Regions from separate parts of the Homo sapiens genome. Here regions 1, 3, 4 and 5 are each linked to region 2. The links are chromatin contacts, found by Hi-C or POLR2A ChIA-PET in ENCODE. All regions are on one chromosome and are shown on one strand. The core of a region is the stretch at or near the end of the contact, and the rest is flanking DNA. Distances in the headings are between cores, read along the strand shown. Region 1 has its middle 40 kb from the start of IFNG. Region 2 has its middle 31 kb from the start of LINC02421. Region 3 has its middle 86 kb from the start of LINC02420. Region 4 holds the start of IFNG (interferon gamma). Region 5 holds the start of IFNG-AS1 (IFNG regulatory antisense RNA 1).

Evidence for each region. A loop is a pair of places that touch in the nucleus more often than their neighbours do. ChIA-PET counts read pairs that join two places held with the same protein, here RNA polymerase II (POLR2A). Pooled maps may share reads with other maps.
Region 1: a map with no recorded cell type shows a loop between it and region 2 (18-fold over the local background). The contact joins two enhancer-like sites. A Hi-C loop is called at or near these places in 9 of 37 single-sample maps with no recorded cell type and 11 of 50 pooled maps.
Region 3: a map of CD8-positive, alpha-beta T cell shows a loop between it and region 2 (4-fold over the local background). The contact joins two enhancer-like sites. A Hi-C loop is called at or near these places in 1 of 168 maps with a recorded cell type or tissue (CD8-positive, alpha-beta T cell), 3 of 37 single-sample maps with no recorded cell type and 8 of 50 pooled maps. POLR2A ChIA-PET finds 5 or more read pairs at or near these places in 1 of 52 experiments (OCI-LY7).
Region 4: a pooled map shows a loop between it and region 2 (12-fold over the local background). The contact joins the promoter of IFNG here to the enhancer-like site in region 2. A Hi-C loop is called at or near these places in 5 of 37 single-sample maps with no recorded cell type and 5 of 50 pooled maps.
Region 5: a loop to region 2 is called in a map of OCI-LY7, with 3 times the contacts of the local background. The contact joins the promoter of IFNG-AS1 here to the enhancer-like site in region 2. A Hi-C loop is called at or near these places in 1 of 168 maps with a recorded cell type or tissue (OCI-LY7), 12 of 37 single-sample maps with no recorded cell type and 11 of 50 pooled maps.

What each region holds. Positions count from the first base shown.
Region 1 is chr12:68,118,413-68,121,112 of GRCh38, forward strand. No RefSeq gene overlaps it. Among named protein-coding and RNA genes, the nearest start is that of IFNG, 40 kb to the right of the region's middle. Within about 2 kb of position 1,444, at least 2 of the 41 ENCODE cell types and tissues checked have a DNase peak (open chromatin) inside an H3K27ac peak, as active enhancers do.
Region 2 is chr12:67,697,484-67,700,183 of GRCh38, forward strand. No RefSeq gene overlaps it. Among named protein-coding and RNA genes, the nearest start is that of LINC02421, 31 kb to the right of the region's middle. Within about 2 kb of position 1,413, at least 7 of the 41 ENCODE cell types and tissues checked have a DNase peak (open chromatin) inside an H3K27ac peak, as active enhancers do; they include OCI-LY7, where a contact is called at or near this core.
Region 3 is chr12:67,354,741-67,357,440 of GRCh38, forward strand. No RefSeq gene overlaps it. Among named protein-coding and RNA genes, the nearest start is that of LINC02420, 86 kb to the right of the region's middle. Within about 2 kb of position 1,336, at least 2 of the 41 ENCODE cell types and tissues checked have a DNase peak (open chromatin) inside an H3K27ac peak, as active enhancers do.
Region 4 is chr12:68,158,434-68,161,133 of GRCh38, forward strand. IFNG (interferon gamma) reads right to left here and starts at 1,307. Exons shown (of 4, transcript NM_000619.3): 1 at 1,069-1,307. The coding sequence starts at 1,182.
Region 5 is chr12:67,988,155-67,990,854 of GRCh38, forward strand. It overlaps IFNG-AS1 (IFNG regulatory antisense RNA 1), which reads left to right and starts at 1,293. Exons shown (of 4, transcript NR_104125.3): 1 at 1,293-1,425.

The DNA of each region.
Region 1 (2,700 bases), core at 194-2,693, 420 kb after region 2:
AGTTCAGACAAGCTGGAAAACAGGAGGGCAGAGGTCTATTTTCTGAGATCAAGCAGAGGGTATGAGAGTGGTCTCTGGAAGGTGGCAGGGATGATCACAGCAGCCCAGCCCCGAAGGTCATGACAGCGCAGAGGAAGACAGAGACCTGGGGAGTGGAGGAGGGAGGAACAGTGAAACCTGACACTGAGAGCTCTCAGAATACTGAGAGAGCAGTTGAGGTAGGGGGTTCCAGTTTTTAGCATTTGGGCAAGAAAAGGAGGGGAGTACACAATTTCGTAATTTAGGCAATTACAAAATAAATAAATAAATGTCTCTATTCTGTAGTCATGCTGATGAGGCCTGAGACATATGGGTCAAAGCCCTCTGTCTCTAACTGCCCCATCCCTCAGATTGCCAAGAGCAATAGGCTTCTGGAAAAAGATTCAAATGACCTTAAGATAGGGTCAACAAAAGTTGTTACAGATGATTAAATGTATGTCTGAAACACTGATTTATGCCATTGGAGTAATTAACTTACCCTCAGGTATCCCCCCTTCTTAACCATGAAGAGTTCTCAATGGCCCCAGGACCCTGACTTAGGCTATGACTTAAGGGATCCCTGGGTGTTTCCAGAAGCTAGGCCCAGCCCAGCCCAGAGTGTCCCACCCAGACCTGCCTCTTGCCTGCTGGAGAAAGAAGGGTTGTTTGACATATCCCTGAACAGAGATCAGCCACCTGAAAGAATTAAAAAGACTTAAGAATCCATCACGTGTAAAAAGATCGTCGCACCATCTTCCTACACCTAATCACAATTGAGTGCACATTTTCAGATTAAATGGACAAACGCTTGACTTCTATTTCATATATATCCATATACAAAAAAAATCAGAAAGTGGTATAGAAATTGTATTTACTGAACATTAAGCACAACCCATTTATTTCTATTTAAATAGCACCAAAACCTCAGTAACATTTAACAGGTTAACAATATAGACTTGAGTCATATTGAGTCTGACATTGAGTCAGACCTAGATTTATATCATGCTCTGCCACAGATACTCTGGTATCTTTAAGCTAATTACATATCCCCAAGCCTCAGCTGTCCCCAACTGCAAGATGGCCATGATGACAGATGAGAACAGATAACTCAGAGTGTGGCTATGAGAACTAAATGATTTAACGCCTGTAAAACATTTAGAAAAATGCCTAGCATGTGGTAAGTGCTCATTAAACATAGCTATATTTAAATATTTCTAAAATATTGCCAAATCCAGATGCTAATGACTAGGGCATCCTAAAAGACAGATTTAGAAAGGAAATTGCTGTCTATATTCTGAACAGTACAGTAACTGTGTTTTGACTTTGTCATTTGCCACTTCCATCCAGTGCTTTTCTGGTAGCATGCTGGAAAATGAACCACAGCACACTAACACCCACACCCCAGCAGCTCTCTAAATCAGTTGTTCTTAAATGAGTCAGCACACACCCAAGCATCTTGGTCACTAGTCGGATGTACACAGGCTGCAGGTTCCCAAACAGACTTCAGCTGCTGCTCTGAGTAAACATTTTCTGGCAGCACACCAAGGGGGCGGGTGGGGACACAGGTAGGCATCTTCTCGGGTCTAGGTTCAGATTTCATATTGAACTCAAAATGAGCTGATGAGTTCAAGGTCCCTGTTTCTGCTAAAAATAAGCCTACACAGCAAGGGTGTTGCACTAAACAGTTTGCCCAAGCTGCCTGGAGGAAGCATCTTCTGCCCACATTGCGCCTTGGTGTAACCAACATTCAGAGTCCCACAGTTTCATGACCACCAACTTCACACAATTAGCTGAGCTCTATGTAAAACTGTTTCTATCTGTTCCTACCTAGATTTTTCTCCTTGAGACATAACTCTTCTTTTTAAATTGTGAATGAAGATATCTGACGTGAGTGCTGGGAAAGTCATGGCAAAAGGCCTGGGTGGAAAATCAAAATGTCATCATTATATTCTTTGGGTTCATAACATCCGAGGAAATAGGTACCTTATACCTTGATCTTCTTAGAAGTGAAATAAAAATAGCCCATCTACCTCACAGGGATCACAATTTCATGGTCCTTTGTAAAACTTAAAAAAAAGGTGTTAAGTATAAAATCTCAATTAATGGAATACTCAGGCAAGAAAATACCCTGGTTTATGCATTTAAGTCTTTTTCTAGCCTTTTGTCAAAAGCTTTTCTAAAAATACAGTCACCCATTAACTAAGTACATTATGATGACAGTTTTTAGCTTTGAGGATTTGGAAGCTTGAAATCAATCAAGCACATTAAATAGTACATGTCTTTTGATTTGTGGTCAATTACTATTTCAAAATGCAATTCTTAACCTCTGGTCAGTTGCTTTCCAGTTAGGGTTTATATTTTAGCTAAGAAAGTTGTTGTTTCCCAGGAATGAAATTGAGCTCAATCTAGTTTTCCATGCACAAATTATAGTAACAGGAACACCGCCATCCCTAGTTTCTAAGGAAGAGAACCAGGCATCTTAAAAAGTAAGGTCCTAGGCAGGACTATAAAGCAAACAATGATGAAATTAGCTTTAGAATATGTTTGGAAAATTTGGCTTACACTAATAAGGTACTATTTGAAAGAGATAAATGTTAAAGGCCTGCATTAAAGGTTTTAAAAATAATCGATTATGTACATTTCAGATAGAAAGACCCTGGCTTGCCAAGGTTTAAAAAAAAG
Region 2 (2,700 bases), core at 163-2,662:
AAAGTCATTTTAATTTTAACTTAAAAAAAAAAAAACCACAACTTTTCAGGTAAATTGCCAAACAGATGTTTAGTGCTTAGAGTCTCAGGGCAGCCTTTGTGTTGTGGTTGCAAACATACCTATCTTCTAGATCAGAGGTCAGGAAACTACATCTCTGTGTCACAAACACGACTGCCGTGTGTTTTTGTAAATAAAGTTTAGGATAACCACAGTCATTCATTGCATATTGTCCACTGTCTACTGTCTACATATATTGTGTACTGTCTCTGGGTGCCTTCCCTGCTATGGCAGAGTTGAGTAGTTGAGATAGAGACAGCATAGCCCACAAAGCTTAAGATATTTGCTCTCTAGCCCTTGACAAAGAAGTTTGCCAACTCCTAATCTAGTAGAGGCAAATTTCTGTTATAAAGTCTGTACTTATGTTTACTCATGAATGCATCCATTCTTTTAGAATAACATGGATCATAGTGTACATAATAAACTGTTCCAAAATGGCAATATGGTTTAGTGACCATATATTATTGTCACCATTTCCCTTATTATGTTAACTTCTATTAGATGAAAATGCTATTCTGTAAAACAGAATTATGAAACAGTATACACAGCACAGTGTGAGAGTCAATGGCAAGACATTGCACACAATGAAACCCAGTGAAATGTGAAGAGGCTAACCGGGAAGTCTCCGTAAGTGCATATATTTCACAGCTGTGGTGCTAAGAGACAGATTGCTTGGAATGCCATGAGTAGACAAAGCCAAACAAAAATGAGAGCATGAGGAAATTTTTCTGGTGAAAACAATTTTTCCTTACAAATTTGAAATATTTTCCCTTTTATGTTATATTCTTTTTTTCCCCTTTTGAAGTAACATGGCTTCATCCTCTGCCAAATGTATTCCTTCCCACCCCTACCCCACTTTTGGTTTCTTCAATAAATAAAAATTGATTCCTTCACCTCGTTCACATGGACAGTTTCACAAGCTTATAGTGCATGTTGAAAGAAGTGTTGGATTGATTTTTTTTCAGTAGATGAAAACAGTAAAATTGTTAAACTGCATTAAAAAATTTTCCATATAATTGAAGGTGAAGGCATCAATAAGCAAAGCACTTTTAAGGCAATACTAAGGTTCTCAGCCTTTGGACTGTATTGCTTTTCTTCTCCCCATCACGGGGAATGAGATCCATTCTTGGCTGTTTAGTATTCTGTAATGAAAGGAAAAGTCACTCCCACATTTTTTGGGGTAGAGAAGGGGTTGTTAGTCAGCAGGACTATCAAACAACAGTAGTCATTGCTGTTGCCTGGGCTTTTGAGGGGACCAAAGGAGACCAAACCGAAAGGTTCTGTAAAGTCTGTCTAAGTGAAAGATGTTGCTGTTATCATCTGATTTAGTCATCGAAACCTCCTAAGAACCTCTACAGAGGTTTGAGATGGGGAAGGAAGGAAGTGAAAGTAAAATCAAGCATTTCTGTGACTATTTAAAGCCACCCTAGCAATAAGCCTTGCATGGTAAAGAGTTGAAATTGAATGAGGCTTTCAGTTTTCTGTGGGTTTCACTGATTCACATTAGCCCAAGGGCTTTTTGTGTCTCCCCATGTAGCAGTAGTTACACCCCTGGTTGGCATGAGATAAAATCCTGCCGTGCACACAGAAACCAACTTCTTAGGCATTAGTCAGGGTCTCTCTGAAGTAGAAGTGCCTGAGCCACTTCCGTTTTTTTATTTTTAATACTCATGATGTGTTAGAAAGTGAAGAAATGCCAAGACAGACTTACAAACACTGTGGTATACTTTTTAATGTTTATGTTTAAGAAATTAGTAGTCTTAACACATGCATTTAAGTAAGTGCAATGTAATTATTTTGCTTTTCAAAAGATTTCAACATAAAGAAGCATTTCTACAGGGTATACTATAGGCAGTGGGACCCAAGTTTAAGGTTGTGTGAGGGACAACTCCCTCCAGTCAGACGAGTGAAAGTTACTGCACATATAATCTCACTTGGGGATGATGTCAAATGTCCATGTCTGCGACCCTGTCTAAACTAGGAGGCTGGGCTAAAAGGCTCCCTTGCCCTCCTTCTCCCAGCTCCCCCCACCCACTGCCACCACTGAGACCAGATCGTAAGTACACAATTATGCCTGTGTGGGGAAGTGGGGAGGAGAAACACAAGGTATGATGGAGAGGTCCATTATGTACTCTTACACAAATATTTTTCAAGTGCATACTATGTGCAGAGGTAAGAAGATAGTACCATAGTTAAACTCATACTTAGGGTTTAAATCCTGGCAGTGTTATTCCCTACTTGAGTTATAAAACTTCTCTAAGCCTTAATTTTCTCATCAGTTAGCTCATTTGTGAGGTGCTTCATTAGTTGTTATGAGGATTAAATGACTTACCCACATAAAGTTATCTGAACAGCACCACCTTGCACTGTGAGCAAGCAGTATAAAAGTTCTTGACCTCAGGGAGCTTAATTTCCATCTCCCTCACTGCATTTTGCTCTCAGCTCTCCTGTCTGCAAGCTGGTCTACCTGAAACAACTGCCTTGCAATATCAAAAGATATCTGATAAAACGGGTAAATATAGCTCCACTGATGAGGACAAAAAAAAATCAGCTGTATTAAGGAAATTCTCTTAAAAAGTCATTAATCTTCCATTCAACAAGCAACAATGTGTGTTAGACACTGTTCGGGGAATGCTGATATTG
Region 3 (2,700 bases), core at 86-2,585, 340 kb before region 2:
GTAGCTTAGGAAACCGAAGTCAGACAACATAATTGGCTTTTGGGGGATAAGAATTGTGTCTTTCGGATGTTTCTCATAGTGCTTTACAGGATATACCCTCAAAAGAAGCTGAAAAAATTTTAAAAAGAAAGTCTGACACATTTCAATGCTGTGTTCAAGCCTTCTGTTTTCCAAAAGAGGCCATCAGGTATCACAGCAAATCACTTTTGTGGATTATAAAAGGAAGGTGACTTGCAGCTCTAAAATCTTAAATTCTCTGCTCCATGTTCTGTGTTTTATAAATAAGCATAATTGGTATTCAGAAAAGAAATCTGCAATCTCAGCCTACTTCAGGATGTTGGTGAGTTGACTAAGCTGTAAAACTCCTTAAAAGTCAGGATGTTTGGGCAGAGGAGGGCAAAATGTCTAGACAGAACAGAAGGTTTAAACTGCCCCTGGTGAAATTTAGTGGGAATTGACTTTAGCAGCTCTTCCTCCTGGGTGAATAGCTTGTGATTTGCGACTGTGAAGTGGTTGGACTGAAATGCTTTCTACTCTGAAGTTGTATGACTTTTTTTTTTCACATAGTGAATAGAGATATTGATGGAAAAGACATAACTATCAAGATAAAAGTGTGTTTTAAAATAATACTTTTAAGTATTCGACTGTATTCCTTTGTCCTTATGCAAACTAAACCTTGAGAAACAAAGACTGGTAAGATCTTGTGGAGAGAAAGTCAAATATTCCAATTCATTTGGCTTTGTTTGTGCCATATGTGTAAATAACTCCAACAAGATAGTCTGAGAAATAAGAGTTCATCTGGGAACATTCTTAGTCTTGTTATTAATGTTTTAAAATCCTTAGAACTCTTTTGCCAAATTCTGAGACTTAAAATGCAAAGATAAGGATGATTATTTTCAGAGCCAAGTGTGGAAATTATTCTTCTAGTATCTCTCTGTGTTCATGCGGTGCTATTGACTCTGGCAAAATGGGATCTCATATCTCTTTACTAATGAGAACTCAAATCTTCCCTGGGGACTGGCAACTTTAAAGGCTCATTACTCATATGTTTGATGTTATCTTTTGCTGGCAAATAACTGACGCTAGAGTCTTGAACATTTGCCTTTTAGGTTTGCTGTTTGCCCAACATTATGCTAATTCATCTGAAATGGAACTGTCAGCGGCTGCAGAATGTCTTTACCTTTCTTGAGAATTGAAGAAATTTATCTTCACTGGAAGCCTTAATACTAAGCACCCTTTTTTTTTTTTTTTTTTTTTTTTGGCGTTCTTGGTCTTTTCTTCCAGGAGGTGGCGATAGAACATCATAAATATCAAGGTACAAAATGCATGCGTTTTTGCCCCTCAAAGCCTCCCATTGTGGAGCTTATGACCAGCGTGAGTTACTATTCAAGATTTGAGCCTTGGGTGAGCTCTTTTATTGTAATATTTGACTTCCAAGTCATATCTGAAGAGAGAGCAGAAGTACTTTCAACTCCACTGATCACTTGTTTTTCCACTTAGCTTCTCATTTTCTGAGTTTGTGCTGTTGAGTGCAGGAAATGTTAAATAGGTTGGCCTTCAGTTGAAAGATACTGAGATTTACTAGCGCTGTTGTAGATTGGGCTTTTGAACCTAGAATTATTGCTTTTGGTGTAAACCAACATGACTGCCATGCTGTTTCCTAGACATATGAGGATACTACAGGCTCTATTAGAGACTAATTTTTAAAATAGCCCCTGATATTCCTCAACTCTTTATATTTAGCATTTTGTACACTATTCTCCAAGTTGGCATTTGGCAGCTTTTCCTCCTCTTAAGGCAAAGTTAAAAAAAAAAAAAAAAAAAAAAAGGGACATTTGCCAAGGAACAATTTCACCACAGGAGCTTGGCTGGGAAACGGGAATTTGGTATCTTGCTTGTGCACCTGCCAGTTGATTTCTGATTTCTGTATTAGGGGAGAGAGAAAGTTATTCTGAGGTTTATCATCAACAGCTGCCTAATCTTAATAGGTTTAGCTATCTTTTAGAGTTATCTAATTTGAAAATATCTGCTGTTTGATTACCTTTAATATTTTCCTTTTTAAAAAATTATACTTTAAGTTCTGGGGTACATGTGCACAACGTGCTGGTTTGTTACATAGGTTTACATGTGCCATGTTGGTTTGTTGCACCCATAAACTCATCATTTACATTAGGTATTTCTCTTAATGCTATCCCTCCCCTGGGCCCCTGAATATTTTCTTAAAACAAAAAGTTCCTGGTTTAGCAAGCAAAACTGGGATAGGTATGCAAAAGAGAATCCAATGGAGAGTTGAGCACAAGCAGCTAGAAGAAGAAAATGAATATACAGAGAAGGGAAGTTTGTAAAACTAAGGGTGGGAACTTTCTATAGGGCAGCACAGAATAGTTTTTTATTCACAGAAACTTTAACTATATTGCAGTACTTCGCAATTGAAAAGTGGAAAAGATAAATGCTTCATTCTAGTGCAGTAGTTTTGTAAGGGTTCTTTTTCTAATATGAAGTTTTTTTTTAACATTAATGTCTTCTAAAGTACATCTAGGTGGTCAATAAGTGCTTATTTGATTCATTCCTAATACAAATATTTTTGAGCTCCTACTGTTCACTGGATCGAAATCCTAATAAGTTTGAGTATGCATTTGCTATCTCAAGACGTTTGCTTTCTAATAGGTGGAGATAGACAGTAAGCAATTATTGGTAAGT
Region 4 (2,700 bases), core at 57-2,556, 460 kb after region 2:
GACTATTATGTTCTTTTAGCTTTTTTATTTCCCAATATAACCATTAAATTGCAATGTCACAAATGAGCTCAACAAAGCTGATACTCCAAAGGTCCCAAAAACTATAGTAAGCTAAAGAAAGTATTTTCAAGCTAGGCTAAAAAATACAAAAACAAAAAACAGCAAAGCCACCCCACTATAAAATACTGCCCCCCAATGGTACAGGTTTCTATTACATCTACTGTGCCTTCCTGTAGGGTATTATTATACGAGCTTTAAAAGATAGTTCCAAACATGTGCGAGTGTGTGTGTGTGTGTGTGTGTGTGTGTGATTTGATTTTGTGTTGTAAGAATAAAATCAATTGTGAATGTCTGAATATTATTATGACAGCTATAATTATAACAGCTAAGTTTTAAACAAATAATGAAATATTTAAAATGTAAAAACTTTTCATTAACCATCAATAAAATTTTAAAAGAAACTCAAAAAATTCACTTAAAATTTTTAAACATTCCTTAGCCAGAATCATAATTCTTCCAAAATCCCAGTGAGCAACGAAGTTCCGGAATACTTCACAAGTAATATAGATAGAGAAGCAGAATGTTGAAATCACTTTTTGGAGAAAATCACCTATCAGTTATTTTTTTAAGCCAAAGCTTTAAGGACCTTTTTGACTTTAATTTGTAAACATTTCCTATTACCTTTTTAATGCTAATCTTGACCTTAGAGTCTGAGAAGTCAAAAACTAATAACCAATCATTTTTTTCAATCTGCATACTCCTTGACTATCACAACTGAATGAGTTCCCACCACAAAATTATTAACATCATTATGCTTCATACCCATATTATGCCCATCTTTTGGAAAATTCATAAATCCCTTTTAAGTCTCTATACAAACTGAGCAGAAGGTTAAAACAATATCTAGATTATTTAGTCAAGGAACTCATCTAGTCAATAATTAACAAAATAACACCAAATCTCAAAATGACTGCCTACAAGAGATGACAGCCTATCAGAGATGCTACAGCAAGTCGATATTCAGTCATTTTCAACCACAAACAAGTACTATTAAAAAGTCATACTTACAAAATATTTCTTAAGGTTTTCTGCTTCTTTTACATATGGGTCCTGGCAGTAACAGCCAAGAGAACCCAAAACGATGCAGAGCTGAAAAGCCAAGATATAACTTGTATATTTCATCGTTTCCGAGAGAATTAAGCCAAAGAAGTTGAAATCAGTAGTTCTTGTATCAAGCTGATCAGGTCCAAAGGACTTAACTGATCTTTCTCTTCTAATAGCTGATCTTCAGATGATCAGAACAATGTGCTGCACCTCCTCTGGCTGCTGGTATTTATACCTAATTGAAGTCTCCTGAGGATTACGTATTTTCACAAGTTTTTTAAGATGAGATGGTGACAGATAGGCAGGGATGATAGTTTGTATTAATAACTAAGGTTTTGTGGCATTTGGGTGTTGTAGTTAGAGTTTCCTTTAGACTCCTTGGGTCCTTTGACGATGAGACAGACCCATTATGCCCACCTGTGCCATTCTGGTGGGATTCTTTGAAGGCACTTTTACTTCACACCATTCAAGGACTGGAAATTTTTTTGTACCTCCCCACTTCGCCCTGGTAAAATGTTGACTCTTCATTCACAAAGCACATTGATCATTTGCTTGTGGTTGGGAACAAGTGAAAAACGAAATTCTAGGGCCTCTCAAACCTTTACAAAGGGGCAGCCTTTTAAAATTTTTCTTGCAAATGACCAGAAAGCAAGGAAAGAATGCGGTTAAAAGAACAATTTGGTGAGGAAGTCCTTCATCAGAGTTGGTTAGTAAAATATCTACCACAAGTTTCAAATTGCTCTAGATCAGCACTGCCCAGTAGAAATACAATACAAGCCACACAGGTAAATTTAAATGATCTAGTAGCCTCATTAATAAAAGTTTTTTTAAAAGGTAAATATAATTTTAAAATATATTGTATTTAAACCAATATATCCCAAATAGTACTTCAGTATGCATCAATATACTACATTGTTAATAAGGTATTTGACATTCTTTTTGTCATATTAAATCCTTGAAATACAGTGTAGAGAATATTCCCAGGGGGAGTTCCAGACGCAGTGGCTCACACCTGTAATCCCAGCACTTTGGGAGGTTGAGGCGGGTGGATCACAAGGTCAGGAGTTTGAGACCAGCCTAGCCAATATGGTGAAACCCCATCTCTACTAAAAATACAAAAAAATTAGCCAGGCATGGTGGTGTATGCCTGTAATCTCAGCTACTAGGGAGGCTGAGGCAGGAGAATGGCTTGAACCCAGAAGGTGGAGGTTGCAGTGAGCCGAGATCGCGCCACTACACTCCAGCCTAGGTGACAGAGTAAGATTCCGTCTCAAAAAAAAAAAAAGAAAAAAAGAAAAAAGGAAAGAAATACAGTGTATATTTTAAGCCTACGGTGCATCTCAATTTGGTCTAGTCGTATTTCAAACGCTTAATGGGCACATACTGCTAGGTGCTACTATATTGAACAGCATAGCTCTAAACAATTTATTGTTCCAAATAATCAGTACTAACAGAGAATCTTTTTAACTTTTTATTTCTTTGTCTTTCAGATACAAAAAAAAATAGGATTCTTTCTCCTCCTTTGTAATTTATTTATGAAGTACAACACTTTGGGATGGCACAAAAAGCCCTCCACTCTTTGGTTCAAACCCACTT
Region 5 (2,700 bases), core at 43-2,542, 290 kb after region 2:
ATAAACTTTATATAATTTGTCCTCATGATACTTGCTTGGGTAAGTATGAGAATTATTTCCATTCACATGAAAAAAAGGTGGTCTTGGAGAAATGCTAAATGACTTGCCCAAGTTCACATAGCTAGTAAGTGGCAGAGCTAAACTTTAGACCCAGGTTTCTTTCTCCCCAGCCCCTCTGCATTTTCTCCAGCGTAGTCTACCAACAAATCAGCACTGTTTACTTGGAGATTTTCAAACTGGCTGCAACGTGACCTGTTGAGGCCACACACATATAAAAGAGGGAGGGAGCTGTATTCTTTACTCTGTGCCAGATTTTGCTCAGATATGAAAATAAAGCTACTGAAAACTGTAGAACAGAAGCTGTTGACACTTTTTCCTCAAAGACTGGTAATAGGTCTTCAAGAATCCAGACACATGTTGCAGTCCAGTTTATCTACAGCCAAGAGTGTATTTACAGGATAGCAATTAGCTGTGGTCTCTCCAGTCAAGGAACAGGATTAACCTAATTAGCCACTAATGTCACCAAATGCATGACCTGAAAAGGCAGGCAGGGGCTGCCCAAGCTGGAATAGCCAGCCACCAACAGTAGTTTAGAGTACCTCATACAGAGGAGGAGACTTATTTCAGTAGCATTTCAATTAAACACATCACTAAATCATACAGACACATGCAAATATAAAAATGCAAATTTGAAATACAACACTTTCTTGTAGGTGATTTTGGGACTGAAACAGGGGACTGAAACTTCACACAACCACTGTTTTGTCTCCGGTGGATTCCTAGGGAGTATCTCAGTGCCTTGCACTCAATACTGTTTACTGAGTAAAGGAATCAATGAGTACAAACATGATCTTATGAAAGCAAAATCACTTATAAAGCTACATACATCTCTAATTCTCATTTGGTTTTAACTTCCCCATTGCAATTAAAAGTCTACCTTCATTTCCACGCATATCAACCAATATCCCCCAAAAAGAAAGTTGCATGAAAAAAGTTGCATGAAAAAAACAGAAAAGTTGCATTAAAAAAACAGAATTCCCACCGTGTCCCAGATTTTCCAAATAATCCTGCCATTCGGAAGCCTGTTCATAGCCCCAAAGTACTGAAAGGCCTTGCAAAATGCTCATAGGTGGAACAGCAGGAAGCATCTAGAGCCATCTCAGAGGGAGCCTTCTGCTTCCAGAAATAAATTCACACATTCACAGGTGCTTCCTGTTTTTTCAAACACCTTGCCCACCTTCTGCACACCAAGCGTGGATTCTGCAAAACGTGAGCCCAACAGGAAGCTGCCTGCAATTTCAGGTAGCTTTTCTGACTCTTAAAGAGATCTCAAGTATACCTTCAGAGAAATGCCAGCAAAAACTGTAGTCATTTGGGAAGGAATAAGCCTGGAAGAAAAAGATACAACGAACTAGCACAACGAGGGTGAGAACATTTTTCATGAAAATGCTGTTTGTAAATTACATTTTTAAACAAATAAATGTGTTTTCTTTAGGTTTTTAGCTCCTGTGGGTGGAATTAGGAGAACCAACTGTAAGTGGGTGGTGTTTGTCATATCTCTGCTGTGAGGGAGGAAGAAGAAGGAGGAAGGCTGGGGTGGAGAGGAGGAAGGAGACCCGCATGGCTGGAATGTCTCCACTGAGCTCAGGGGGATGAATTCCTCTGAGACTTCTTCTATTTCAGGAAGCTCACAAACCCTTCCTGAGATCTCAGAATAACCTTGAAATGAACATGTAGAACATTGATTAAGTTGTGAGAGTGTTCACAGTAAGCTTTGATTGAACTATTCTAGGGAATTTCTTCTTAACATGGTCACAGGTGGATGAGTTGGGAAGAAAATGCCATGGGCGCCGTACTCAGTTTTAAAATGAATTCAGAGAAGTTGTTCAAGGTGGTGAGTGCCATGTCACATATCATAGGTCTTGGATAATTTAGGGTGATTTTTTAATTGTAATTAAAACTACTAATTGCATAATTACTGCTAACACTACTGGTTCAGTTCCAAGTATGTATTCTTACATTTGCTTTTGTTTTGTTCTGTATTTTCCCAGCCATATTGCCAAATTAAGTTAAATCACGTAAATAATTTTGCTTATTAAATTGACTTCTTAATGTTCTTTTTTTCTGAAATGAAACTAAAAACAATATCTACAAAGTCAAGCTTATTCAACTTAACTGGTAAAAGGGCTGCATGGGAGAATGTTTCTCAGCTGAAATTCAAAGAAATGTCTTTAACCTACAATGGTCAGAACTGGTCCATATAAATCCTCTCTGAGCTCACCTTTGGCAGTGAATTAAGGGAACAAAGTTAAGAGCGATTAGCTTTGTTTTGCTTGTAGTAACAAAAATAGAAACATCTGAACATCTTATATGACCAATAGAAGCTTTCTAATCCTTTTTTAAAGGAAACTTTATACACCTAAGGGTTTGAAATACATTAATACTTTTTTTTTTTTTGAGATGGAGTCTCGCACTGTCGACCGGGCTGGAGTGCAGTGGCGCGATCTCAGCTCACTGCAACCTCCGCCTCCTGACTTCAAGTGATTCTCCTGCCTCAGCCTCCCAATGGCTGGGATTACAGGTGCCTGTCACCATGCCCAGCTAATTTTTTGTATTTTTAGTAGAGATGGGGTTTCCCTATGTTGGCCAAGCTGGTCTCAAACTCCTGACCTCGTGATCCGCCCGCCTCGGCCTCTCAAA